Linked DNA regions of Mus musculus: all the other regions are linked to region 1. A link is a loop called in an ENCODE intact Hi-C map of the cell type or tissue named here. Cell type or tissue: heart. All regions are shown on one strand. Links, peaks and the distances in the headings refer to the core of each region. The heading gives the core; the rest is flanking DNA.

Region 1 (6,464 bases), core at 862-5,861:
CCCAGCAAGGTGCGGTGTGGCCAGGTAGACCTCCTTAAGAGTAATGGAATGGGACAGCCACAGAACACTAACCTTGCAGTCCACGCTCAGCATGTGCTGCGCAATGACCCTGGCATCGTGGTTGGTGAACAGTTCTTTCGCGTGCTTCAGCATGGCCGTTTCCAGGGGTTTGTTCTCTGGAGGAAGAAGCTTGGACTCAAAGTCATTGGGTCTGAATGACGACACGGTCTCCATGAGAGGTGGCACAAACTTGGTCTTGTCCTCCTGACCTTCATCCGTCTGCACTGCCAGTGGATCCCAATGTCTCGCCTGGTCATCCCCATCAAGGATCATGTAGTTGATGCCAGAGTTCCGGGGACCCGATGGCCCATTCTGTTTGGCTGTCAGCAGCATCTCGTGGCTGTCGTGGGCTTGCATGGGAAGCTTGGCTCCCCTGTCACAGCCCACAGCAAAAGCAGGGTTCAGTTCACAGTAGTTGGCCTCTGAGGTGAGCCAGGGAGATGGAGAGGGGGGAGTCTTGAGGAAGGGCACCTTGCAGGGCTTCGGGGGTGGCTTGGGGCACAGCTGGCTGTCTGATCCCCGAAGCGCCTCCCCTGTCCTAGCATCTGAAGAGAACCTTCGTACCAGTGCTGGACTCAGAGTGGGCTCGCTGCCAGTCCTGAACACGGGAGAGCTGGGGCAAGGGCTTGTGTCCATACTCGGAGACTGGGGGGGCAGCTTGCAGCCTGTGGAGGAGAAAAGAAGGTCAGAGAAAGCTCAGTTGTCTGGAGGACAGAAAACAAAATGGGAGTGACCGCTCCCAGCTCTCACCCTATGCCCTTGGGTTCTCCTCTTTGCCACAAAAGAAAACACCGTGACTTTCTCACATCAGTTCTGGTTTGTGGCAGTCTAGAACACTGTGAAGGCGTCCCTGGCTCCACCTCACTCTAGAGGTGACTCTAAATCCCAGGGGCTGGGCCCTAACACCAATTTATGGTCATAGCAGGTTGGGACAGTCAGAACAGGGAAACAGGTCTTGGGCAGTGAACAGCACAATCCCGTCAGAAGAAACGGAAACCTTCAGCCACATAGCATGAAAGGCTCTGAGTCACCAAGTCAGGGTGGATCTCAGGCAGCACTAAAGAGAGAGCAAGAGATGCAAGGAAGATAGACAGACACACGGAGATAAGCCAAACAAACATTTTACAAAGGAGCACTGGGAAAAGTCACTTTGTGGCCCTGTGGAAGGTTACTTATTAAAAGAAATGAAAGATCCTCCCACTGGCACTAAATGCTTATGGAGTTCCCAAGTTCCACGCCCCACCACTCTTCTGGCTATGAACAGAACACAGAGAAACAGCAAGGTGTCTGTGGACAGCCACTCCATTAGCAGCCCCCAGACTATCTGAGCCACTGATGGGGCAGGGGGCAGCTAAGGAGTGAGTTCTGCTATCATGATGACCACCACATATCAACAGGGTTTGCAATGTAAAATCCTGGGTACAAAAGCTAGGTGACCCTCTTACTCAATACTTACTCAGTTTCCACGGCTGCAAAATGAGGGTAACTGTGCCCACTTTGAAGGCTGGTTATGAGACTTAAATGTTTGGATGCATAAAGCATTAAGCTTAGCGTGCCATAACCAAACAGTTCTGCCAACCTCCCCTCCAAGATATGGAATCTTCACACCCCGTGGCTTGTTTGGGGCAGAAAAAGTTCGAGGACCCCCAGGGCCACACTACCACCTTCTTGCCTGACACTCCCCGACACCTACCTATTGGCAGGTGACTCTCCGACTGGTGAGCTTTGAGGGTTAAGGCCTTCCTGTCCTGCACGTGATCCAGGCAGGCGGGCTGGCTGCCACTCTTCTCTTTATTCCTGAAGCCAGAGAGACCAGGCAGAAACGTGTTATTAAGTAGTAAAACCCTCCTTCAGGCTACGTCACTCACTCAGGGAAAGTTAAGAAAAGAAAACTCCCCGGAATGGGAATGAACTTGAACGCAGCAGCGCATACCCTAACAGTAAAGGAAAGGCCGAAGAGGAGGGGCAACTGAACTGACTGGGTGTGCCAGAGTCCCCAGGGCCAGAGCAGCTGAGTCCTGGGCTGTTTCCTCAGCCCTTCCTTCCATCCTGTTGAAAAGACCGTGCTGAATGGGTCACCATCCTCTGGGGAGTAGTGGGAAGGCATCTGATGAACTGGAATGTGTATACTTCTTTAAAAAAAAAAAAAAAAAAAAAAAAACAGCTTTAAATGATTCTCAGTCCCTGGGGGAATGGCTTATTTAACTAACACGACTTTTCCACAATGGTTCAATGTCAGCTGGGAGGAAGCTGGGGGTCACTTTCTATCTCTATGTACAGATTAGCTGCACAGGTCAGAGGTGGCGGTCATCCCTATCTTCCTGGCTGGGCTTGGGGAACACCCACAGGTGATCTCTAACTGCTGAGTTAGAAGCAAAAGTGGCCGGTACAGTCAACTGGGAGGCACAGCGCACAACCAGCCAGGGAAAGGTAGAGGGTGACTTGGAGGCACTTTCTCCCACACTCCCTCTGTCCGGTCTGATTAACTGGGGATCGGTCTAACTACAGGCGGCGGTAGACTGTATTCTGTTGACAGAGGAAGAGATACGCTCTACCAGCCAGGCTGTGATAAACAGGTCCTCCGGAAGCATAGCCCAGTGTCACACAAACCGGAAGATCTTCCCTATGTTTGGAAACAAACAATCAAAACCTTCCAGCAACCACTCAAAGATAAGTAGCAAATTACTAAAGGAAATGACTTTGGAGAAACGTTGGTGGACGTTAGAGGCGTGTCCACCATGATCAACAATCAACCCATCAGATTGTTCCGGGAGTCCAGTGTGGCTAGATAGGTGGGAAGCAGAGTGCCTGAAAATACACACCTTTGCCCAGGGCCCCAGGCTGCCAGGCAGGCAGCAGGTGGCAGTGGGCCAAAGCTGACGTGGGAAAGTCACTGAAGGGCAGCAGGGTAGGGTGACTAGCCCATTAAGGCCACACTGGTCATGGTGAGGTCGCCCTTCCCCCACCTGAAGTGTGTTGGTCGCTTCCTGTGGGAAACTATCCCAGAGCCTCTACATTCCAAAGGCCAATCAGAAGAGCATCTCCCAGACCCTTCCTCGCCTCCCTGCCTGCCCCTAAGTCTGACTTTTGCCTCCCCTGCAGAGAAAAACAGCTCCCAGGAATACCAGCGCTTGCTGTGAGAGTAAACACGGTCCACTTCCTGCACCCTCACTCAACAGCGTCTATGCTTCCAGACCAAGGAAGGGAGCCCCAGAGAGGTTGAAGGTGTCTGCCTAGGGTTGCACAGCTAACCACATGGGAACCAGCATGGAGCCACAGGTTCTGAGTCAGTTGCTGACTAATACATACCAGGCAACAGCTACAGTTTATGTTACTTACATAGTCCTGTATTTCATAAGGCGTTTGCAGTAAAGAAATTATAGTTTATATTTTCTCTTGGCCCAGACAGGAAAGCAGAGAGGCGAATGGACACGCTTACTTATATGAGACACCAGGAGCCGGGGGAGCCAGGGCAATAGAGGGGTCCAGGCTACATCTCAGCTTTCCTCCCCAGCAATTGGCCCTGAAAAGGTGTCTCGTCTCTGGAAGCTAAGTCCTATGCAAATACTGAGCTCCCTTCTCAGCCTTGCCTGTCTATTCTCTGAACACTTCAGCCCAGGAGGCACAGGAGTCCAGTTTCCTCCCTCTACGCTTCCAGTCCTTCAAACCCCATCTGTTTCCCTCCAAGCCAATCCTTTTCCGCAGGGCCAGTCCCTAGCCTCAGCACTGACCCCTGCTGGATGCTGACACACAGCATGTCCACAGTCCCTGCCCTCCCCTTAGTATACTGCCTAGGTGGGCTTTTTCCTCTAACCCTGAAGACCTCAGAAATCGACCCCACCTCCCCCTTCCAGCCTGGGCCCTTGCTGAAGCCTATGCTGGCTCCCCTGCTTCCGTCTCTCCCCACTCTGTGCCTAATGCTACCCAGTTCTGCTTCAGGATCTGCTGTTCACTGTGCCAAACTTTTGTAGCCGGGCAGAAAGCCTCCACCATCAGCGTTGGTGGGGTGCGGTCGGGTTCCTCCTAACCCCATCCCTCCCTTACACAGACCCTCTACTTTAGCCTGGCCAATCAACCCTCCAGGCTCCTCTGGCCCTTGAACGTCTCACATTAAGTCCCTGGAACCCCCTCTTCTTTGCAGTGTCCCCCACATATCCCCTGCTCAGACCCTGTTGTTGTTTTTGTTGTTGTTTTAGTTTTAGAAATGGGGAATCTCATTTTGTAGTCAAGGATGGCTTTGAACTTGGGGCACTCGCCCCATTTTAGCCTCAAAGCACTGAAATTACTCACACGCATCCCGCATCTAGCTCCACCACTTGATTTTGATGCTCTTTAAGTGGGGGTTAATCATGCACACTCGTGACCACTATCCACTGACGGTGAGTGTTCTAAAACCCTCTCCTCCCCTTCGCCTAAGCGAGGCCCCAGCACTCCACAGACCTACCTGAGGAGGTTTCCTCGGGGCAGGCTGTGTTCCCGAGCCTGGATGCTGCTGCCTGTGGTGAGGCTCAGCCTCTTCACCACGTCTGGCCTTCCCTCAGCCAGGCTGCCCTCCCGGCCTCGGCCCGGGGAGGTGCCATAACGCTCCTCCAGACACCAGAGGGGCACTGTCCTATTGATGGGCTGGAAGATGATGGCACCACTCTGTTGGGAGATGGGCCGCCGGTTGCCCACGTAGCAGCGGACCAGCCCCGGGATGGAGTCAAAGCTCTCCATCTCGAATTGGTACTGCACACGGCTGTAGGCCTCGCTGAGCCGCAGGACAGTCCGGTTGATCTTAAAGTGCTGAGCGAGGTTCTTCCACTGACAGGTCAGGACAAAGTTTCCGGGGCTCGACAGGGAGTCGCGAACCAGGAAGTCCCCATCCCGCTGCACAAGGTTTTCAGACACCTGTAGTCAAAATGGTGAATGAGGAGCAGGAAAGGCAAACATATTCACTCAAGAACTTCCAGAAGGCAGTGCTGCTATGTCTGCTGTGTGCGCATGTGCGCGAATGTGTGCGAATGTGTGCGCATGCGTGCAGAGACCAGAGGAGTCTTTCCTTAGGCACAATCGGTCTCCCACAACCCAGGTATCTGCCTCTCTCTGCCTCTCCACTCCATGTATTACCACACCTGGCTCTCCTGATTTTTGTTTTTGTTTTGTTTTTAATGAGGGTTCTGGGGATCGAACCCATATCCTTGTCCTTGCAAGATGACTATTTTACCAACCGGGCCATCTCCTATCACTCCCTTTTTTTAGTCACGTCTTTAGTTTGTTTGTTAAATGACACACTCAAGGACTGTATCCTAGCTGGGTATGGCTCTGCACACGGGTGATCAATGTGCTCAGGAAACTAAGACAGGAGGACTGTAAGTCTGAAGTCAGCCTGGAATACATAATTCATTTGAGGTCATCCCCCTCTCAAATGCAAAACAAAACACCCAAACTATTTATGGACCATCTTCTACATGCCCAGCACTACTGCAGACTCAGGAGACACAGCAATGACTAAGTGTGCTTCCTCGGGGGCTTTGTGGTGTGTGTGTGTGTGTGTGTGTGTGTGTGTGCGCGCGTGCGTGTGTGTATTTGGTATAGCACTCTCGGGACAGACGGCTGCAAGTATGGTGAGTCTGAATATTGTGAAGCTAAGGAAAGAAAAACTTTGGAAGGGAGATGGGCTATTTGGAAGGGTTATTGTTCAAATGAGGGTGGCCAGGAAGATGTCCCAAGAAGAGGACATTTACACAGACTTAGAGAATGTAAAACAGCGGACGAAATGAAGTTGTATGCTCATTGGGTCTGATTTTTTTTTTCCAAAGGGAAGAGGAAGAGGCTATCTGGGTCTGGGTCCCCTAATCATCCTCCTCAGATTTCCGTTTACAGAGCAGGATGAACCCAGGGATGGCATGGTGGATTCTGGACAAGCTAGGAGGCTAGGAAAAAAAAAATACAAAGACATTTGAGGTTTCCTCACCCCACAAAGTTATTGTAAAGATAATCCATTTGCATATGAGAAATAGGCAAAGCACGAGGAGTACAATGCCTGTAATGCAGTGGACAGCCCCACAGGTAGCCACTATGGTGCTGATGTTGCCAGCCATCCAGTACATCATGCTGGAGCCTGACCACCTAGGTTTGTATTCTGCCCCAGCTGTGTGACTAGACAAATTACATAAGTGCCTTGTGGTTCAGTTACATCATCCATAAGATGTAGATAATGCTGTTGCTTATAGAGTGGCTGAAACCTTCAAAGGGACAGTGTTGGCACCCGGCTTCCCTTGCCATCGGGTTCCAGTTAGCGTCCAGAATGATGTCCTCCTGAGAGCTCACCCTCCTGGCGCGCTAACAAGGACAGAAGTGATGACATTTTTCCCCTAGGATATTCTAACATCCAAGTGACGCTATACTTCTGCGAGCTCAGA
Region 2 (5,000 bases), core at 1-5,000, 260 kb before region 1:
GAATTAATTAATATTGGAGGAAATTAAAAGTTATACAGCAAGAGCAATACAGATATATTCATAGCATAATTAAAAATTAGAACTAACATAAACAAAACTTAAGAACAGTTCATCATGGCTGTAGACCAATATGTATATTAGCAACTTCAGCAATTAATAAGAAAAAAAAGTTTCAGATAGCAGGTCTAAGAAATAGGATTGGGGAAGGATGTCAGGAAGACCCCAAGGATGCTAAGATGCTCCCTTGGGAAGCTATGGAACGGAAGGGTGCCTACAGTTGAAGAGCAGCAGCTAAGAACATTATTTAATGACATTATTTCATGTATGTCTCTGGTGGCAAAGAACACTGTCTAACTGCGATGGCGCCTTTGAGCATGGAAACCATAAAAGGAAATGACCACCAGAAAAAAGTGGCAAAAATATTTACGAGACCAAGGTCTTTTTTGTTGTTTTTTTTGTTTGTTTTTTTGTTTTTTTAACATGGGCTACCTTGATCTCTTTAGAAGTGACACTTTCCTGATTTCTTTAGAAGTGACACCTACCTGATTTCTTTTGTTCTCCAGCAATGACGTTTCATAGAGCTGAGCATTGTGAAGAACAATACCACAGAATGCCAGGTAGGCCGCAAAGTCCTAGAACAGAGAGGATAACAGCCAGGTTGGAACTGCCAGTAAAACTATCTAGAAACACTGCCTGAAACATGAAAGTACTATAGTTGAAGCAAATGTGAAATGCTAAAATGTAGATGCTCGCTATGCACAAAAGCAGGATAGGCTGAGTGTTAGCCAACAGGTGTAAGTTAACAGATGACTGAAGAAGAGAAGAGGCCTGGAAATGATGACTGTGTATGAAATCACAGTTTCCCCTCTATAAGACTTGGAGTAGATTGGATATGACACTAAGATGCAAACCTCTGAGGGATCAAGTAAACCGCTCATAATTTATTATTGCAGCAAATGAAAACGTACATATTTAAGAGAGCATTGGCAGTAACAAGTGTTATGCAAGGTTACCAGTATTAGTTTAAATACATCTTTTTAAATTGAATCTGAATCCTTACTACACTGAAGTAGGGTGATGTGCTCATGGTTAAGTTAGTGATTAAAGCAATCTTTAAATGGTATGATTTATCCACACCTATGGATATATTTTGTCAAGATGTGATACAGTTCTAAATATCTATTAAGAGTAGGGTTATTCCAGTGGACTATAAGAATAGTGGACATAAAGTTTATCTAATAATTATGCTTTGATATCAAGTATCCAGGTGTAATTAATAACATAGAAGTATGCTACTCTGACTTTCAAAGGCACTTCCTATGGTTTGGATTACAACATACATAGGGGCTAGCATAGGTGTCAATACTGCTATATAACAAAAACACAAGTAATCGCCTTGTTTGAATTAAATACCAACTAGTTTTCAGAGGAACAACACACCAGCAACGGCTTGGAGCAATGGAAATGCTGTGTGCTATGACAGATGTACAATACATATTCAATAGATAAAACTCGATGGTCTCTGGAGAATGAAGGCAGAGGCAGACCTAAGGATGAGCAGGAGGGGAATCTTGCCAGTGTGGAAGGTGGAATGTTTTTCTTAAGACTTGGAGGGGAACAGTAAGATAACGCTGGTTGCTGTTCTCTTGGAAGATGAATTCCTATACTCCATCCTGAATTTACACCTGGGCACTCCTGTGTGAAGCGTATAAAACTAGATTTGCTTTACCAGCAGGAAAAGTGCAGGGTACAGGGCTTAGAGAAGTCAGTGTTCCCATTCCAGGATGAATGTTTGTCCGACATGTATGGAAAGTACAATGAGAACACTAGAACACAGAGGGACCCTTCCTGTGCACCCAGCTCAGGGGAAGGCTGCCGGGTGGTTCTGTGAGGGGAGAACACGGGGTTCCTGATGACACTCAAGAACCCTCAGGTCAAACAACACCATAGTTAGCTGAAGACAGTGTTCTCAAATTCACATCATTTTTTTTCCTCTTCAAAAAATATTTTGTTGAGAATTTCACAAATGAGTACTGTAGTTATCTCCTTTCCCTTCCACCCTCTTGCCTCGCCAACTTCTTCCATGCCCCCATTTCCTTAATTGTTACTGATGCATGCACACGAGCACACACACACACTCACACCTCTCACCGTAATTTTTTTTCAAGCAACCATTTCAGCAAGGCCTTACTCCAGAGGTCATGTGCCATAGAGAGAACGAGTCTCTCTCAGCTGGCATCATGCCAGCCTCTGGTTTTGTTACCTTTTCATCTTTTTCAGTGAAGGTCCCACCATTTCCTGATTTCTTGTTGATGGCCTGAGCTACACCAACAACCTAGGATAAGAAGAGAAAAGTGACACTTTTTTTTTTCCATTATCCTCAGATCCTCAAAGTGAACGTGTTTACAGCAGACATGGGCTGTTTAAAAGCACAAAGCTGCAAAGCTAAAACAAAACTCCTGCGTCCAGCCTTTTATTCTTAAGAAGGGTAGTAATATTCCTAATTTCCTAGAGCCCAAACCTCACTGGACTTCAGATCTTCATCTTATAATCAGATTAAGCTAGCAGGTAATTGTGTTTTAAGTAAATATTCTGCATAGTTTTCTAATACACACACACACACACACACAAAGCAGAACAATCTTTTACATTTCCAATAAAATATATAATCAAACAAACATTTTACATTGACTGCAACTATTTCAAAAAGGCTCATTCACTAAAAATGAAGCAGGAGCCAGTGGCCAGCTACAGAGGAATGCGGGCGAATCATGCATGTGCAGGAATTTCTCATGTAGGAACGTAGCTCGTGCTCTTTTGAAACGCTGGCCTTGAAAATTATTTGACCTTCAACAGAATTATTTTTGGGAAAAGAAGTTATTAAAAAAAAAACCAAAACAGGAATTAACAGGCGAAGCCTACTCTCACATAGGTCAGAAGGAATTTGAAAGATAAACTGTACTTAAGTTGGCCAAGCTAAACTTGGCCCGTAAGCCTTGAGTTCCACAAAAGGTTTGGAGAGGCTTGAAGAAGCCTCTCGTGGTTCGGTGTCAGGGGCTGTTACACTTGTTCAGTTCTAACTTCAGGTTGGGGAATTACTTCAAGTCTGTAACAACTTACAACTTACTGCAGCTCCCTCTTAATATGAATTCAACTGCTTCGCTCTTTTCCCAATTTAGTCTTATCAAGATTAAACCACTTCCCCCAAGAGCTCCCACTTTAGGAAACACAGTCTGAATTCTGTGTGGGAGGCTTGTGTTTCTTCGTTCAGTTCATTCTAATTCTCTACCTACAAGAAAATAATGCAAAGTTTCCCCTTCGGAGCACAGATCGGAAAAGGGAAAGGTCCCCCCAACATTGATTTGTTTTTTGTGGTTTGCTTCTTGTATTTTCTCTCCTTCTGTATTGTATCATAAAAGAACAATATACTTTTTTATATTTATAAAAGAGAATTACTCATTTATCCTAACTGCCTTTGTTGCCCTGGGTTTGGCTCACCCCGACTTTCACAGGCCTCTTGTATACTCTAGATTCTCTAGTCTCAATGACAAAGACTGGGAAAGGTTTTGGCTCAGGTCAAGCATGTCTGGTTTATAGCTAGGTATTTTCACTGGAAACAGAACTGATGAGAACAACCCGACCGGGCCTCATATGTAGCAATGTAAGTCTAACCTGATTTTAAATGTTTGTTCATTCATTCATTATTCAACAAGGGCTAAACTGCCTACTTGAAAAAAAAAAATCAAAGAATAACTGATAGAAGGAGTTCAGAGTTCAGTGGGCAGAGAATGACCCAAGCAGAAGTAGTATGCCTTGTGGGGAGTTTTATGATGCAGTTGCCCATATTTGGGGGCACATTAGGGGGGCACTTCTCAGAAAGTTCGCTCGACGTGTTCACTCAAAAACTGTTACTTAAAAACTGACCCTCAAATCAAGTTAGAGTCTATCAGTATGCCACCATAAATTGACAGTGAGGTAGGTCAACATTCAAGTCTTAAGAGAAACAAAATCAGCTGTTCAACTCTGAAAAATTTGGAGTTATAAAAGCCATATTGTGACTTCATGAGGTTGTTGAAGTCCCCTGTAAATGGAGCCAATGAAAAGACAGGCCATTTGGGACTCTGAGTTCCTGGACTACCAGCAATCAAAACTTTAACTTGGTCAGTGGGCTATACAGTCAGTGTCCAGGCAATGACTGGGATAACTAGGGAGACATACAAGAGAAGGTGGGTCAGGGAACATCAATACCCAGTAGAAAAGCAGACTCAAAATACACTGGTCCCACGGTGTTCCTGGTGTCTTCCATTTTAGTATCAGAACACTTGGAACAAGATTTCGTCAGCAGACACATGAGGGTCCCTGGGGCTCTCCTTCATTAAAATCTGTGCTCCAAATTTTCTCTCTCCCTTTCCCTCTTATTTCCTTACTTCCCTCCCCCATCTCTCTATGGTTTCTTGATTAAGACAGGGTCTCTCTCACTCTGTATGCTGGGATGACTTTGGCCCTGTAGCAATCCTCCTGCCTCCACCTCTCATCATATGCTATGCTTGCTGGCATAAGCCTCTGTACTTTTCCTTTTAACTTTTATTTGCATGCTACTGGGGTGAGGATTTGAACCTGCTACCTGTGTGGGGCACTGGCTTAAGCAGAGGGCAAGCTCCATCATTGCTTGCCAGGGCTGCTGATGGAGATGAACTCAGCTCATAGGTAGAATTTAACGGTTGAGCCTTTTCACAGAGTTCACTTTAAGCCCACTGGCCCCCACCTGCGGCGTGGACTCTCCTACGGCCTACAGATGCCACTCACACACTTCACTCTGACCACATGGAAGCTCAGACACTGAGCGCTCATTTGGAAGCTCAATTTCCTTACCTTGGATTTCCCACTTGGCTTCAGACATCAATTGGTCCCCGCTCTAATGCCATCTCCCTTTTGAACTCCTTTGTATAGTTTAAACCTTGCTTCTTGTACCATTCTTGTACTTTGATCCTGGACTAGTT
Region 3 (5,000 bases), core at 1-5,000, 270 kb before region 1:
AACAGGTCTCAGCATCTCCTTCTGGAAGCGCTGGGCTAAGTCATACATTTCAGTATTTGTAGAGTAGATATCAACAGAGCTGCATAAGAGAAAATTTCTGAGAAAGCAAGGGCAGGGAATTTGGGGGGAAGGTAAGGCTTTCTGAGTTGCAGAAGTTCACAGGAACCTTTGTAGGCTGATGTGAACCCAAGACACGCCTGGGACAGCAGCTACAAGCTACAGGGAAGGGTTTTGAAAATGTACAGGTATTAGGTCCTTTTGAGCCTTAATGAAATTCTATCATTACAGAAGAAGAAATTGAAGCTTCAGAGATCAAAGAAATCACACACTAGCTAGTATACAGCATTACCTGTAGTTAAATACAGTCTGAGTTCTACATTCCTCTGCTTGGTGCCTGTTATCTTTGCAATGGAATTTTTCTCACTTTAAATGTAGTAGGGAATAGGAACTCCACAGGAAGACCAACAGAGTCAACTAATCTGGACCCTTGGGGCTCTCAGAGTCTGAACCACCGACCAAAGAACATCCACAGGCTAGACCTAGGCCTCCCTGCACATGCAGCAGATGTGCAGGTTGGCCTTCATATGGGTCCTGAACAACTGGAGCAAGGGCTGTCCAAAAAGCTGTTGCCTGAATGTGGGATATGTTCTCCTAGTTGGGCTGCCTTGTCTGGCCTCAGTAGGAGAGGAAGCACCTAGCCTCACAGAGACTTGAAGTGCCAGGGTGGGGTGGGGTATCCCCAGGGGTCCCCACCTGCTCAGAGGAGAAGGGGAGAAGGGAATGGGGGAAGGATTGTGGGAGGGGTGACCAGGAGGGGAGCAGAGAAGTGAGCAAGATATAAAGTGAATAAGTAAAAAAATAAAATTTAAAAAAAAAAGAGAGCATAGGAAGTAGTTTTTCTTAAGTTGAACTACATTTGTATTTTTTAATTTAATAATCAATAACAAGTTCTAGCTAGTATATATAGTCCAAGACTAATATGAAGGAGAAAATCTATGTGTTTATCATTTCATAATTAAAAGGCACACTTATTTAAGAAAAATAAATATCACAAGGATGGAATAGCAGGACTAAAATGTCTCCTGAAAATAAAGGGTTAACACAATTCCAACATGAGCTCTGTATCACAGCACAGAAAAAAAAACCTCCCATCACCTGGAAGTGTACCCCACTTCTGGAATCTGGGGTGACAAGCCAACTCTAAAGTCACTACTAACTTCATCTTGCTTACATAACAATTCTAATAAAGATATACAAGGTTCACAGGAATAGTTGTTCACATTTTGATATCTAACATGTGAAAACTGTACTCAATGTTATTTAAGCATATAAAAGAAAATAATCTGAAAACAGCCCTGAATTTTTATCCTTTAATATTGTAGACAGGGTCTCTAGTCCATGTTGCCTTTGCACGTACTGTGGAGCTACACATGACCATGTGACCCTACCTCCTCACCATCTCCATCTCTGCAGTGCCAGGATTACATGTGTGTGCAAGCATACCTGGCTTATGCAGTGTTATCGATCAAACCCAGGGCTATGTGCATGCGTGGCAAGTAGTTTATCAAGCAGGTTGAATCCCTAGGCTCAGAACCCATGACTTTCAATCAATAGAGAAGAGCTTAAAAATAGAAATGATTTATTTAATTGTTAACATAAATTGTACAGCACTTCATCTCATAGATGAGTTCTGAACTCGCAAAATGTTTAGTACTGAGAAATAGAGAGTACTAAATCATTGTACCATTTGTAATCAATTAGAGAAGTATAAGATATAGATGTAATATGTATTATACTTTATACTATATAACAATACAATAAACATTAAGTGTCAATATCAACAACACTTTCTCAAAATGTTAAAGCTGTTAAACACCTTTGATCATTCAGTTGTCATAAAGTTAAGCCAGATAGCTAATATTATTAATAAACCATTTTCAATAATTTTATCTCATGAATAAATGGTCTTTTACTGCATTATTAGAGTAAAGGCTAACTTTGAAATGGTAGGGTAAGAAAAGCCATTGACAATGCATAGTTTCTATTGCCATAATATTAGTTTAAAAATCAGTTAGAATTTGTCTCTTTTAAAATAACCACACTAGCATATTTGTCCCTTATAAAAATATTTTATAAGTTACTTGGAATGGTAGACAATTATAAATGGTAAAGTATCTTTCATTTGGCCTACAGACAGAATTTATCAAAAAGAAACCAAACATTTATAAATCTTTGCTTTTGCTGTTTTAAAATGTATATTTACCAGCAGAGGTCACTATTTCACTAGGTTTGTCCAGCTGTCACTAAATATTAGAAGATATTGGTTGAATTTGTAGTGCAAATCAAAATGTCAATATGAAAATAATTAAACAGATACACGCTGCAGCATGAGTACAAAAGGTTTGCCTACATAACTTGTTTCATACTTTTGACAAGCATCATACCAACTCACTTTGTCCTGTGGAGTAAAGGCAATTATACATAATAGTGGATGCATAGTTACTCATATTTATATAGTAACAAAAGCAACAAAGTTGTTACAGCATCATAGAATCATCATATATATATATATAGCTTTTAAGAGCTGAAAAGTATGATAAATGCTTAACAACTTCTGGTACCTCATCTTGGTGGATTTCTGTTCTTTAGAATGGCAGGTAGGTCAATGGAATAGAATTGAGGACCCAGAAATGAACCCATACACATATTGTCACTTGATCTTTGACAAAGGAGCTAAAACCACCCATTGGGGAAAAAAAGACAGCATTTTTAACAAATGGTGATGGTTCAACTGGCAGTCAGCATATAGAAGAATGCAAATTGACCCATTCTGATCTCCTTGTACCAAGCTCAAGTCCAAGTGGATCAAGGACCTCCACATAAAACCAGAGACACTGAAACTTAAAGAGGAGAAAGTGGGGAAAAGCCTCAAACATATGGGCACAGGGGAAAAATTCCCAAACAGAACAGCAATGGCTTGTGCTGTAAGATCAAGGATCAACAAATGGTACCTCATAAAATTGCAAAGGCAAAGGACACTGTCAATAAGACAAAAAGGCAACCAAGAGATTGGGAAAAGATCTTTACCAGTCTTACATCCGATAGAGGGCTAATATCCAATGTATACAAAGAACTCAAGAAGTTAAACTCCAGAGAACCAAATAACCCTATTAAAAACAGGGCTACAGAGCTAAACAAAGAATTTTCAACTGAGGAATACTAAATGGCTGAAAAGCACCTAAATAAATGTTCAGCATCTTTAGTCGTCAGGGAAATGCAAATCAAAACAACCTGAGATTCTACCTCACACCAGTCAGAATGGCTAAAATCAAAAACTCAGGTGACAGCAGATGCTGGCAAGAATGTGGAGAAAGAGGAACACTCCTCCATTGCTGGTGGAAATGCAAGCTGGTACAATCCCTCTGGAAATCAGTTTGGCGGTTCCTCAGAAAATTGGACATAGTATTACCTGAGGACCCAGCTATATCACTCCTAGGCATATACCCAGAAGATGCTCCAACATGTAATAAGGACACATGCCCCACTATGCTCATAGCAGCCTTATTTATAGTAGTCAGGAGCTGGAAAGAACCCAGATATTCTTCAACAGAGGAATGGATACTGAAAATGTGGTACATTTACACAATGGAGTACTACTCAGCTATTAAAAACGATGAATTCATGAAATTCTTAGGCAAACAGAAAATCTCATCCTGAGTGAGGTAACCCAATCACAAAAGAAAACACATGGTATGTACTCACTGATAAGTGGATACTAGCCCAAAAGCTCCAAATAACCAGGATATAATTCACAGACTACATGAAGCTCAATAAGAAGGAAGACCAAAGTGTGGGTGTTTCGGTCCTTCTTAGGAGAACAAAATACTCAAAGGAGAAAATATGGAGATAAAGTGTAGAGCAGAGACTAAAGGAAAGGCCACCCAGAGACTGTCCCACGTGGGAATTCATACCATATACAGTTACCAAACCCAGACACTATTGTGGATGCCAAAAAGAGCATGCTGAAAGGAGCCTGAAATGGCCCTGCCAGAGCCTTACAAATACAGAGGTGATGTTAGCAGCCAATCATTGGACTGAGCTCGGGGTCCCTAAATAGAGGACTTAGAGAAGGGACTGAAGGAGTTGAAGGGGTTTGCAACACCATGGGAAGAACAACAATATCAACCAACCAGACCTCCTTAAAGATCCCAGGGACTGAGTCATCAACAAAGGAGTACACATGGCTCCAGCTACATATGTAGCAGAGGATGGCCTTGTCAGGCATCAATGGGAGGAAAGGTCCTTGGTCCTATGAAGGCTCAATAGTGCCCCAGTGTAGGGGAATCAAGGGAGGGGAGGTGGGAGTGGGTGGGTTGGTGGATGAACACCCTCATAGAAGCAGGAGGAAGGAGGATGTGATAGGGGGTTTCTGGGAGAAAGGGAAACTAGGAAAGGGGATAACATTTGAAATGTAAATAAAGAAACTATCTAATTTTTTAAAAAGGAAAAAAGAATATCCTAGCATTTGAGAGAACAATAATGTTTTTTGGTATGGTTAAAAAAAAAAATATTAGTAAGAACATTTAGTAGTGTGCCCTAAATCCACTTCACAATCTCCAGAAAGCACTTGCCAGACTGGGATAACTGCGTCTTATCCTCCATCTACAAACACAGCACATACTTTTCAAAATAAATACTATTAATAGAAAAATGAGTACATATTTAAAAACGGTGGAAAAGAGCGGGTACATAGATGTCTAAGATTAGGATGGTAGACCTCCTCCTGTTCCTAGGTAAATTCTCATGGCCGATTCCAACTTGGAATAGTCTTACAGAAAGCTTGCCAGGAAATCTACGATATTTCCAGATATGTAAACAGAAAAAAATGTAACAGAAGAGCAGTATTTGTGGTTCTTAGCTGAACGAGTTCATAAGAACAGAACAAGCCTGTGCTAACCAGAGTTCTGCTATAAGAAATAATTCTCTGTCGATTAACACCA

The links. A loop is a pair of places that touch in the nucleus more often than their neighbours do. Peaks named below come from ENCODE experiments on the same cell type or tissue, not always from the same donor. Only the 100,000 strongest peaks of a DNase experiment are listed, where the experiment ranks them.
Region 2: a loop joins it to region 1, with 2.0 times the contacts of the local background. A loop is called at or near these places in 4 of 42 quality-filtered maps.
Region 3: a loop joins it to region 1, with 2.5 times the contacts of the local background. A loop is called at or near these places in 4 of 42 quality-filtered maps.

The regions. Positions count from the first base shown.
Region 1 is chr3:122,506,612-122,513,075 of GRCm38, reverse strand. It overlaps Bcar3 (breast cancer anti-estrogen resistance 3), which reads right to left. Exons shown (of 12, transcript NM_013867.3): 5 at 4,505-4,950; 6 at 1,754-1,857; 7 at 73-725. Among named protein-coding and RNA genes, the nearest start is that of Gm34349, 30 kb to the right of the region's middle. In heart, for the core only: a CTCF peak has its summit at 3,799 (motif pointing left); DNase peaks (open chromatin) are centred at 2,045, 2,425, 2,975 and 3,795; H3K27ac peaks cover 1,650 bases.
Region 2 is chr3:122,771,888-122,776,887 of GRCm38, reverse strand. Pde5a (phosphodiesterase 5A, cGMP-specific) reads right to left here. Exons shown (of 21, transcript NM_153422.2): 4 at 2,264-2,335; 5 at 543-632. Among named protein-coding and RNA genes, the nearest start is that of 4930447N08Rik, 28 kb to the left of the region's middle. In heart, for the core only: no CTCF peak of the experiment used is centred there; no DNase peak of the experiment used is centred there.
Region 3 is chr3:122,781,768-122,786,767 of GRCm38, reverse strand. The region is part of intron 7 of Pde5a (phosphodiesterase 5A, cGMP-specific); the gene reads right to left. Among named protein-coding and RNA genes, the nearest start is that of 4930447N08Rik, 18 kb to the left of the region's middle. In heart, for the core only: a CTCF peak has its summit at 2,260 (motif pointing right); no DNase peak of the experiment used is centred there.